Regions from separate parts of the Homo sapiens genome. Here region 1 is linked to region 2. A link is a contact called in ENCODE Hi-C data. All regions are on one chromosome and are shown on one strand. Each heading gives the region's core, a stretch centred on a gene start or an enhancer-like site at or near the end of the contact. The rest is flanking DNA. Distances are from core to core; before and after follow the strand shown.

Evidence for each region. Hi-C counts contacts between places; a loop is a spot of excess contacts on that map. Pooled maps may share reads with other maps.
Region 1: a loop to region 2 is called in a map of ascending aorta, with 2.9 times the contacts of the local background. The contact joins the promoter of FZD1 here to the promoter of CFAP69 in region 2. A Hi-C loop is called at or near these places in 1 of 168 maps with a recorded cell type or tissue (ascending aorta), 2 of 37 single-sample maps with no recorded cell type and 7 of 50 pooled maps.

Annotation. Positions count from the first base shown.
Region 1 is chr7:91,261,958-91,268,067 of GRCh38, reverse strand. FZD1 (frizzled class receptor 1) reads right to left here and starts at 3,635. Exons shown (of 1, transcript NM_003505.2): 1 at 1-3,635. The coding sequence starts at 3,187. The coding sequence ends at 1,244. RefSeq lists silencers at 2,891-2,950, 3,041-3,550 and an enhancer at 3,671-3,850.
Region 2 is chr7:90,241,044-90,246,582 of GRCh38, reverse strand. CFAP69 (cilia and flagella associated protein 69) reads right to left here and starts at 1,409. Exons shown (of 23, transcript NM_001039706.3): 1 at 1,039-1,409. The coding sequence starts at 1,158. LOC107986819 (a long non-coding RNA gene) reads left to right here and starts at 1,452. Exons shown (of 2, transcript XR_007060423.1): 1 at 1,452-1,506; 2 at 2,504-5,539. It also overlaps a transcript of STEAP2 not described here. RefSeq lists an enhancer at 32-544.

The sequences.
Region 1 (6,110 bases), core at 2,386-4,885, 1.0 Mb before region 2:
CAATTTCTGTTTACGTTTTGCTGTCTTGTTAAGGAAAGCAAACATCAACTCCTTAACAAAGCTTTCCAGGTGACCTCAACATTTCCATTTTACAGACCGGTAAAATCTAAGCGCAGGCTGTCTCATTCTCAAAGGCAAGGTTGCCAGGCATCCGTATGCAATTAGAATTAACATTTTATAACCCATATCTTCAGTCTCTTCCAACCCACACAAAGCTTCATGCTTCTTCCCAAATCTCAGTAACCACATCTTTCCATGACGCTGGCCAAACCCATACCAGGTTTTAGACACTAGAGAATGAAATGAGCTCACCCCTCAAAAATTAGACTTCAAAAAGTTTGGCATTGGTTATCTCACTCACCCTGTAACCAACTAAGGTGGGAGAAGGGAGTGTCTGGGCGTTGAAGGTGACCGTGGAGGGAGGCTGAGACTGCCAGCGCCCACACCCGTGGGCCCCCATGAAGTTGGAGGAAAGTTCTGGACAGTTAAAAATCCAGCTTCAGGAAGTCGAAGGGACGGGCCTTCGCAATCCACCGCCGAGCAAGGGAGGAATTGTAATGTATGGGGGCCCTCCTCCAGATTTGGAAGGTTTGTGGAGTTCTGTACCTTAAGAGCCCCTACCTCAAGCCAGGAAAGAAAGGGAGGGGACAGAAGGAGGGGGAGGGGGCAAAAGGAGGAGGCGGGAAGTGACCCTGGCAGCGCAGCCCTAGTCGCACCCCGCAGTGCTGAACTCGCCCCGGAGCTGGCGCCCAGCCGTCCCGAGCACCCGTGGTAGGGAGAGGCGCGCGAGGACGACCAGGAGCGCTGTGCGGTTGCACACCAGTTTTAGCTCCTTTGCAATACTCCGAAAAGGGCAAGAAGGAAAAGCCTCAAATGGTTAAACCGCCCTAAATAATTAAAAACTTTTGAAAAAGAAAAACGCGTGATCGGTCGTCATTTAAATACAAATATACTTACAAAAATCTTACACAGGCTATTTACAATCATAAAAGCGAACAGTCCTGGTACCAGAGTGTGAGGGCAAGAGGTCTGTCCATCCTCCCTCTGGCAGTCGGGCCCTCGTGTCCTTTTGCCTCAGGGACGGAAGCTTTTGCAGGAGCTGAGTTGTTCAAAGGAGCCTGCGAAAGAGAGTTGTCTAGTGAGGAAACCTCGAGATGTCAGGATTGGCACGAACTCCACGGCGCTGGCTTTGGGGGATCGCTGCGCCCCGGCCGAGGCCTGGGCATGGGCTGAGCCCCGGGTCTCAGACTGTAGTCTCCCCTTGTTTGCTGTTGGTGAGCCTCGTGTAGAACTTCCTCCAGGAGTTGAGGGTCTTGCCGGACCAGATCCAGAAGCCCGACGTGATGCCCACGATCAGCGTCATAAGGTACTTAATCATGAAGACCGTGAAGTCCGGGCTCATGGGCGGGTGCGGCGGGGCGCCTCCGCCCGCCTGGAGGTGAGGGCAGGGGATAGCGTAGCTCTTGCAGCTCTGGGCCACCCAGCTGCGTTCCCACTGGTCCCGGAAGGCCTGCTCGTAGAAGTAGCAGGCGATGACGATGGTGGCTGGCACAGTGTACAGCACGCTGAAGACGCCAATGCGCACCATGAGCTTCTCCAGCTTCTCGGTCTTGGTGCCATCGTGCTTCATGATGGTGCGGATGCGGAAGAGCGACACAAAGCCGGCCAGCAGAAAGGACGTGCCGATAAACAGGTACACGAAGAGGGGCGCCAGCACGAAGCCACGCAGCGCGTCCACGTTGTTAAGCCCCACGAAGCACACTCCGCTCAGCACATCGCCGTCCACCTGGCCCAGCGCCAGGATGGTGATGGTCTTGATGGCCGGCACAGCCCAGGCGGCCAGGTGAAAATACTGTGAGTTGGCTTCGATGGCCTCGTGGCCCCACTTCATGCCAGCCGCCAGGAACCAGGTGAGCGACAGGATCACCCACCAGATGGAGCTGGCCATGCTGAAGAAGTAGAGCATCATGAAGAGGATGGTGCAGCCCTCCTTCTTGGTGCCCTGCGCCACAGTGCGTGCCCCGTCCTCGGCGAACTTGTCATTACACACCACTCGGTCTTCCAGGAGGAAGCCGGCGATGTAGGCCACGGCCACGGCCGTGTAACAGCCGGACAAGAAGATGATGGGCCGCTCCGGGTAGCTGAAGCGCCGCATGTCCACCAGGTACGTAAGCACCGTGAAGAGCGTGGAGGCGCAGCACAGCACTGACCAAATGCCAATCCAGGTGCGCGAGAAGCGCAGCTCCTCGGGCCCGAAGTACATGAGCCCATACACCTTGGTCGGCTCACAAGGTGCGCCGCAGTCCTTCTCCCCCAGGAAGTGGTAGTTGAGGTAGGAGGGCACCTTGAGGGCGCGCGGGCAGGAGAACTTGCCTCGCTCCGACGCGCCGGCGCCCCCCGGGAAGCCGCCACGGTGCCCTCCGCCGCCGTGCTGAGGGTTGCTGGTCCAGAACTCTGGAAGCAGCGAGGGCGTCGGGGTGCCCTTGTCGGACGTGTTCTGGCCCACGCACAGCTCGCCGGCGCCGTGCACCGGGAACTTCTCACACTTGAGCGTGTCTGGCCACTGGAAGCCGAACTTGTTCATGAGCGCCTCGCAGCCCTGGCGCGCGCGCTCGCACAGGGAGCGGCAGGGCGGCAGCGCCTGCTCTAGCACGGTGCACACGGGCGCGTACATGGAGCACAGGAAGAACTTGAGCTCAGCGGAACACTGCACTTTCACTAGAGGGTAGAACTGGTGCACCTCCAGGCCCGCGTCCTCCTGGTTCGTGTGGCCCAGCAGGTTGGGCATGATGGTCTGGTTGTACGCGATGTCCGTGCACAGCGGGATGGAGATGGGCTGGCAATAGCCGTGGTCCGGGACGGAGATGCCCCGCTCGCCGTTGTACTGCTGCCCGCTCTGTTGCTGCTGAGGCGGCGGCGGCGGTTGCTGCCCCGGCCCGGGCCCCTGGCCTGGCCCCTGGCCCGCCGCCTGGGCCCGGACCCCCAGCAGCAGCGGAGCCTCCAGCAGCCAAAGCAGCAGCAGCAGCTGGCGCGCCAATCGCCGGGGGTCAACTGGCGGGCGGCGGCGGCCACCGGCGTCCCCGCTGCCCTCCTCCGCCAGCCGGGCCGAGAGCGCCCCGGCACAAAGTTCCCAGCTCGCGCCACCGCCGGCGGCCCGGGACTTCTTAGGCGCCTCCTCCTCAGCCATACTTTCTCGGCTCCTCTCTTGGCGCCGCTCCGCTGGGGCTGCCAGGGGCACGGCCGGCGGCGGCTCCCCCTGCGGCCAGGGAGACCTCTGCGCGGGTGCCCTCCGTCGAGCCCAAGCCGCTTTCGGCCCGCTCCCCCGGCTCCTGTTCTGCGTACCGCAGCCGCCGCCGCCGCGGAAACTTGCGATTCATGAAGCGCGGGCGGCGGGGAGAACCCGGGTGGCTAGGGCGCGCCGGGGTCGTGTCCCGCCTTCCTGGCCCTCGGCTCGCTGGCTCCCGGCTGGCGGCGCCGCGCTAGTGGCCGCGGCCCCGTAGAGAGCGCAACTCTCCGCAGCCCAGCGGGCTCGGCTCCCCCCTGCGCCTCCGCCTCCTTCTCCGCCGCCGCCGCCTGACCATTTGTGTCAATCCCTCAACTCGCTCCCTCTCCTCTGCCTCGCGCGCCCTCGGACCGGTTTCCAGGCGCCCCGTAGTCTGTCTTTCACCAGGAGGGAGGAGCCTTGAAACCGACGCAGAACTGGAGGCTCAGGGACCGTCGCCCAATCGCGGCTCCGGCTTCCCGGCGCAAAGGGAGCCGGCCGCCTCCTCGCCAGAGCGAAAGCCAGCGGCAGGAGGGCGGGGTAGGAGGAGGCGGGAGGAGGAGGAAGTAGTGGTGGTGGCACTACTCAGGCACAAAGAGTAGGATTGCTCTGAAGCGGGACAGGCTTGGTTGCTTTTGCTTTTTCAGAAGAAAAAGGCGAGGATACGTAGGAGAATGGTCCCATATGCTGCTGGAGATAATGAATAGGAGTCAGAGGACCGCGGGACTTCGCTTTTCTTTTATTTTATCCATTATCATGTTTAAAAATCCTGCTCTTAACGCTGGTTACCAACAGCAAACCGGGTTCTGCTTCCAGAACAGATGCCTTTGACTTAAGGAGCGCACGGTTTCCTTTGAGTTTGTGTCTGTCGAGGTTTTGTTTAACATATTACATTAATAAATCCTCCAGTTCGCAGGCTGGGCTTGGCGGGCTTTGGTCGCGCCATTTCCCCAGAGGAGACGTTCACGGGATCGCTGTCAAATGAAACAAAACACAAACTTTGATGGAATTTGGAAAGTAAAGCCAGATGCGCCTTCTGCTACTATCATTCTTCTTGGAGTCAAACTCCTTTTTTTCCGCCTCTTTAATCAAGTCAGAAACAGAAGCAAAAGAAAACTATCCATTAAATTTTTGGAGAGAAAAACTTAAGAACCCGACGACCGAGGCAGTGGGGGCGCCTCTCTGGGATCGTCCTCGCCGCTCCAGACCGCAGAGGTGGCGCCGGCGGGAGCTGCACTCGCCGGCAGCTTGGGCCCCTGGGGAGCCTTTCTAAACCCTGGGGACGCCCACGGCTCCGATGGGAACTCCTGGGACCTGGGCCATTTAGGTTCCACAGGCTGGGCTGCAGAGCTGGAGACGCCAGTTTAATAAACAAAACAAACAAACAGTCTGAAAGCAAACAGCGAACTGCACATTCTCTTCCTAATTCCAAAACAGCATAATCCGTCTCAACAGACGCACATTAATGTTGTTTTCCTTGTAAGATTATTTTAAATGATGGTTTGACTATGTAATTCAGTTTTATAAGAAAAGTGCCATTGGACTATTAATTCTTCCATTTTTTTTTTTTTTTTGCCTGTGATCAGACTCTATCTCAGCGTACTTTTCACCAATTACTTTCTATCATTCATTTACACATTCATTTGTTTAATAGATACCAACCACCCATTGTGCTATAAGCACTCTTAGGTCGTAGAGTATAAAATGAAGGAGACCTGTGCCAGCCTTAGAGAGGGGCATAGTACAGTGAGGCACAGAAATGCAAATCACTTGTTACAGTGTCCATCCCAAAGCCAAAAAGGCACATAGAAAGCAACCAGCTCAGATGAAATGGGGTTCTGACGGAGAGGTAGGTGCAAGGTGCAAAAGATTAAAGCTCAAATTCACTTGAATTGCTGAAGGGGGCCAGAGAGGTGAGTGTAGCTGAGGCACTTTGAGGGGAGGCAGGAGAAAAGGTTTTAATCCAGACTAAAACGTTTGGGCCAAATTATACAGAAAATAGAAAACTATTGAAGGTCACTTTCCCCACATAAGCAGGGAGTGATTCCAGGGTGACTGAAAGAGGGCACCTGAGGCAGGCTGTCATTAGGAAGCTTTAACATTCATCTACACATAAAGGTTACTACTTAGATGGGTGTTACTTGTACTACATGCTAACAAGTCTCTGAGAATTTCACTACCCAGCATGTTGGTGTCTATAAAGAAGGTGCAGTCATATCTTTACCTGCTAAAGCAAAATGACATCTGTTTGTCTCAGATACATATGTTATTGTTTTTCAAATGTTTATATAAGCAGTACCTTCATAAAATGCATTTTTGCTTTAAAGTATTTGATTGCTAGCATTTTTTTAAAGCAACAGGTACTAAATGCACAATTATGTGAGCATGTGTACGTGTGTTGACTGTAATTTATGACACATTTTGATATTGAAAAGGAGGTTGGGAAGCACAGCTCTCTGAAGTCCTTTGAACCGTTCAATAAGTGTTCATTTTCACTCTAGCATCCTGGCCCCCAGGCTCCCAGGGACACTTTTTCTCTAGCCTTTCCACTCTGATGCTCATTCCTCTGCTGATAGTATCCCATGTTTAGGAACTTTATCAAGCCATCTCTCTCCTATCACTCCTGTCTTGGAAAGATTTAACCTGTCCTGTGTTCTATTCTCTCAAGTCATTCGAGCTGACTAGGCTGAGTGAAAAGTGAATTTATTCTGATGTGTTAATTACCAAGAAGCATCACGTGTTAAACATCCATCCATCCCTACCATCACTCCAAATCCTTCTCCTTCTCCCCTAAGGGGTTGGGGCACAGAGATATGGCAGAGCACTCAGTTCTGTTTCTCAGAGTAGA
Region 2 (5,539 bases), core at 160-2,659:
ACACCTATTTCTCCTCATGCAAAATGCTGTTGCTCCGCAGGTTACTGCGTAAATGTCAGACCTCAGAGAGCTCAACTCTATTCCCCAGTCAACTGACCACTCCCAAGGAACTCTCCAAGGCTCCAGGATGTGAACGCAAGAGACAGGGTTCCTGACGCAGCCTGAGATTTGAGAAGCCTCAACAGGAATTCCCACAGTGGCCCCACACCATTAGTGTGAGGCAGGACAGGGTTCCTCCAGGAATTCGCGGCTTTTAAGGCACGATCAGGGCTCTCTGGGGGATCAATGGAATCCTAGTAGGAAACAAACAACTTGGGGTTTCTAAACACCTCCGCCTCGAATAGAGATCCAAGGGCCTCAAATGGAATTTCTCAACAGATCAACTTCCAAGAGTGAATTTTGTATTCATAACAAAAGCAAACCCAAAACCAAATACAGTACAAGCATAATAAAACAAATCAACTCTATTCTCTCCCGGTTCTCTCCGACCCAACGTGTAACAACCAGCTTCCAATTTCATATTTTAAAAATGCTTAATTTCTAATTTAACAGCGTTTTCCTCCCCTCTGGGTGCAGGCTTTAGTCGCAGCAAATTTAAGCATGGGAAAATTTACATCTATATCAAGAACATCACTCGGTAACAGGGATCTACGTATTAAAAAGTTCAGTTCAAACTGATCAGGTCATCAAATCAAGATTTTGCTAAGAATGATTCCTTTCCTCCCTGTAGCTCTATGACCACTTTTCGAAGAAGCGCGGCAAAACCCCGCCTACTCAGTTTGCTAGGACCCTCCAGGAGGACCACACAGCGCTGGTCCCCAGACAGGATGGTTGACAACAGCCAGCCCCTCGCAACCGGTGCAGTTCGCAGGGGGTGGGGGATCAGGATTAGCTCTGCGCTTGGAATCTCCATCCCGCGGCTTCCCCCATCTTCACTCCTGTCCCCAGTTCCACCCTTGCCACCCCCAGGTCTGGACCCCGTCTCGAGACTTCACTCCCACCCCCTCCACCTCTGAAAGCACAGACACCTGCTCATACCTGCGCCTCATCGTCCTCCGTCACCACCCCAACCACCGGGATTTGACTGGAACTGCTAGACTTGTTCCTGATGCCGGATTCCTGGGCCTCGGCGGTCGCCCCGGCTTCCTCTGTCCACATGGCCGGTGGCGGCGGGGTGGAGAGTGGGGGGATCTTCCTGTCCTACAGTGCGCCCGCAGCCGCTGGGCCCAAAGAGGCCCCGCCACCGAGAAGGGAAGGCAGCCTGAGAGTCGCTAGAGTCGCGAAAGGTCCCAAAATTCCGCCAGGGGCCTAGGCCACCGCCATACAGTCCGCTTAGCGCCGCTGCCGCCCCCCAGTTGACCCAGACCTCTGATCCCGGGCCGGTTGTTAACACAAGCCAGCGCGTTGCTAGGGGGCGGGGCCAGAGGCTACGGAAAGCCGGAGAGCCAAACCACCCCAAAGCCTAATTGCACTCCGCGCCCGGCAGGGCGAGTTTGCAGGCTTGCGGTAAGGAGCCTGCAGGATGCACCTCGGTAGGTAGCGGGGAGTGGTGCCTTAGGCTCCCGGTGTGTTTCGGTCTTCATAGTCTTGCTTCAAACAGGCATGAGTGGGTGGAGGGGTGAGGGATGTCTATGGGATACGTTAGGCGTGATACGATGGACGGATAGTGTTGAAAGCGTTTCTCTCACCCCAGGGAAGTGACCAGTCTCGCTTACATTCCCCAGCTTTTATCTGTACTTTAGTGGCCCAACTGGACAGTTAAATAAACAAACATAAAAGGTATTGTACAGAATGTTAAAAGGCTTTTGAGTCAGTTTATTGAATCTAGAGCGAGTTATCCCTTGAAGTCTCACTTTTCTCATCTGTAAAATAGGACTGTTGTGAGGATTGAATGAGATGACAGTGTTTGTTAAGTGGTGCTTGGCACAGCATCCCGTATGGTCAAGATTATCATTATCTTTATTACTGTTTGAGAACTAAAAATTAAATCCTAAGCCCCACAACCGACTGAACGGACCCCCTTTTGGCCAAGAGGACCCCCGATAAACCTTAAAAGCTGAATTCCTCGCCCTGACGGGACGGAAGGACGGACACGCCTCGCTATACCCCCCTACCTCCTCCCTTTTCACGTCCCCCTCACCCCTGGTTTTTTGAGACAGGGTCTCACTGTGTCCCCCAGGCTGGAGTGCAGTGGCAGGATCGTAGCTCTGCAACCTCCAACCTCTGGCTCAAACGATCCTCCCGCTTCAGCCTCGGGAATAGCTGGGAGTACAGGTGCACATGCCACCAAGCTCGGCTCCCCCTCCCTTTGAGGGCTTAGACTCAACAACTGACCAGCATTAATGTTAAAATGGAGATCAGAAGGCTAACAGAATGGACTCTGTGGCAATAACAAATTATAAGCAAGACCTAAGGCCATGCCAGGCAAGAGTTAAGTCACTCACACCTACACTTAAAGAATAACCTTTGTTTTAACTGCTGCAATGTTTTTATTTTTCTCTAGCTGTTAAATAAGAACTGCCCTCGACATAAGCAATATTGAAATAATTGCAGCTCATCCATGGCCAGATGTTGACTAACAAGACCCTCCTGTTCCACAAGTCATAACTGCAGGTTTGATTGGACAAGGGACCGATTCAGTAACTTTCCCCTGATAAAAGACCACCCACTATGGACTGGTTCTGGCAGGTTTACAGAGACTGAGCACTAGTACATTCATGTCTCTGCTTCTCCTTTTGATGTATAGGGACTGTAATGCATTTAAATGTTAAGTTTCCACTCCACAGTGAGCATGGGATGCATGTCACATGCATGTTTATTCAGCACCCCTCTTAGTGAAGATTCACAGCTCTTCTTACAATCTGTTGAATATGTCTGTTTAGCCAACTCATTCAGCATAAAGCTTCTGCTCCAACCCCACCTCCTTCAAAGTGCCTGTTGACTGTCTCTGTGGGAGCCTGGGCTTCCCAGCCTGCAGAATGGCCAGCCTGCAGGTTGTAACTCATTATAAGAAACAAAGTCTCCTTTCTAAATTTATAGATCTTATGATTTTTCAGTTGACATGTTGTTGCCTATCCATTGTAGACTGAATAATAATACAAGAAGGGTCAAGACTATAATGGAAAGCTTCTCATGATGATCATCAGTATAATTTAATAACTCAAACACCATAACTGAAAATTTAAAAAACTCTAACTCTTTTAATCTGTTTTTTAAACTTTCAAAAATTATTCAAGATTTAAACGTGCATTTTTGTATCTTCCATAGAATTTATGAATTTAAAATTACATATAAATTCAATGAAAATAAATATTACTTCACTTCTCAGAGCTTCTCTCCTCATTTCTAGAATGAGGTTGATAAGTGATTTTGAAGGTTCCTTCTGCCTCAGACGTTGAATATTTCTGGCCCTAAAAGAAAAATGGTAACACTAGATTAGGACTGGCAGCATTTGATTGTAAATCCTAGCCGAAGAGACCAAGTTTTGTTGAGAGTAGTGAGCATTTCTAGCACCTGTTTCCACACTTCTAGTCATTCTTCCGCTTTTCTCATCCTCAGCCCTCTGAAACTGTGAGATCACCAACACTTGGGGTCAAAGTCTATTAACATTTTTCAGTTCTCATCCTGTTATACTAGTCTGTAGTATTTTACACTGTTGACCCCTCTCCTCTTTTTACAACCCCCTTGCCTAGGCTTCCACATTCTTTTTGTTTTTCTTTCATCTCTACAGCTACTCATTGGTATCTTTATGGGCCCAGCATGCTTCTGCTGCACCACTCTGCTGCCTAGCTACTGATAGATATCTTTAGAACCATTCTTAGGCCTTATTACATCTAGAGGGCAGTTTAGTAGGTCTAAGGTTGCTTCCACCTAGGGAAAGTGCAAAGCATGTTAAGTGTTTTATTCATATGACTTAAATTGCTGTTACACAGTCCAAGTAAACCACATCGAAAGGAGACTGAAACTACTTGGATGAATACAATGGAATCCTGTGGAATGGCACCCCAAACCAAGATGGTGGCAGAGAGCTGACAATTGGATTATTTGCATATCCTTTGTGTGGTCATCCTAGCATCTCAGGATCAGGAAAGATGAAGAGGAGGGAGGGGAAAGGAAAAATTTCCACTTAAAGTAGAGCTTGCCTAGGAGACATCAACTGACTCTTGTATTTTAACAGCACAGGCTGAAGCTGATAAGGGTCTTTAAGCCTCAGTAACCTTAGACAGGCACCTTCCTCACTGGACCTAACTGAAGAGACTTTCCTGACTAGTGAACAATGGGATATTTATTTTATTTAACCAATGGTGTAGAGACCTATATATTCATTCTGCCCCATATCCAGAGTGCCAGTTTCCAATGCTTAATTAGCATAAGCCCCATAAGCTCCCCACTTCTAACATTTAAAAACCCCTGACTTTCCCTCCTCAGTGAAATTCTTCATGGAGTAAGTTCTCTTGCTTGGCAAGTTAATAGACTCAGCTTTGTAATTTTTTTTTTCTAGCTCTAACGGTATTTGTTTTACTCATGGACAGGTGAGAAGGACAAGGGTAGAGGAGTCTTCAAACACCCCACAGCCAGCCATCTTGGGTGAATTACTGCAGTTTTCGAAAGGTGCCAGCAGGTTTCCTCCCGCATAACATTTGCATTATGTTGTACATGCCACCGTCTTCAGATGGCTAATCCCTATGAAATTCAGTTAACATGACATTTTCTAGGAAACCTTTACATCCTTTGCTGTGTTGGGTGCAACCTTGTCTGTCATTCCGTTTTTGTACTCATCACATACTTAATGGTATCAACTGGTTCAGCAATTGGACCCCTTCCTACTGTACTGAGATTCTTGAGAGTCACTTTGATATGCACCCCAGACCCTCAGCATACTGTCTAGAGCAGTAGTTTTCAAAACCTAATGTGTATCAGAATCGTCTGGAGAAATAGTTAAAACAGAATCTCAAGCCCTACCTGCAGAGTCTCTGCTTCAGTAAGTCTGGGTGAGGCCCAAGGATATGTGCTTTTAACCAGTTCCCAAACAATGTTGATGCTATTGGTCTGGAGAACATACTTTGGGACTTCCTGGTCCATATCATACTAGTCACTCAAAAAATGTTCATTAAAAGATTTCAAGGATTATAAATTACTTTTTATTTTGATTTGAAGCCAAATTAAAGCATTTTGTAAGTTATCCAAAGTAAGGTAAATACTCCAGGTCCTTGCTACTCAAAATGGGGTCCTTGGGCTACTTGCACTGGCATTACTAGGGACTCTGTTAGGAATGGAGACTCTCTTGCCGCCTGGTGGACCTACTGACTCAGAATCTCCATTCTGAGATTCTGATCTCTCAAGATCCTCAGCCTCACATCAAAATTTGAGAAGCACTGCTCATGTGTGTGAGTGTGTGTGTGTGTGTGTGTATGTTTATGTGTGTTGTCATTATTATTGCTTTGGAGTAGTTTTAACAGCATCCATAAAACTGGTTTTCACTAATTATTCCATTCGTGGATTTTCCAAGTCCTTTGTTCCCAAATAATAGTGGGTTTAC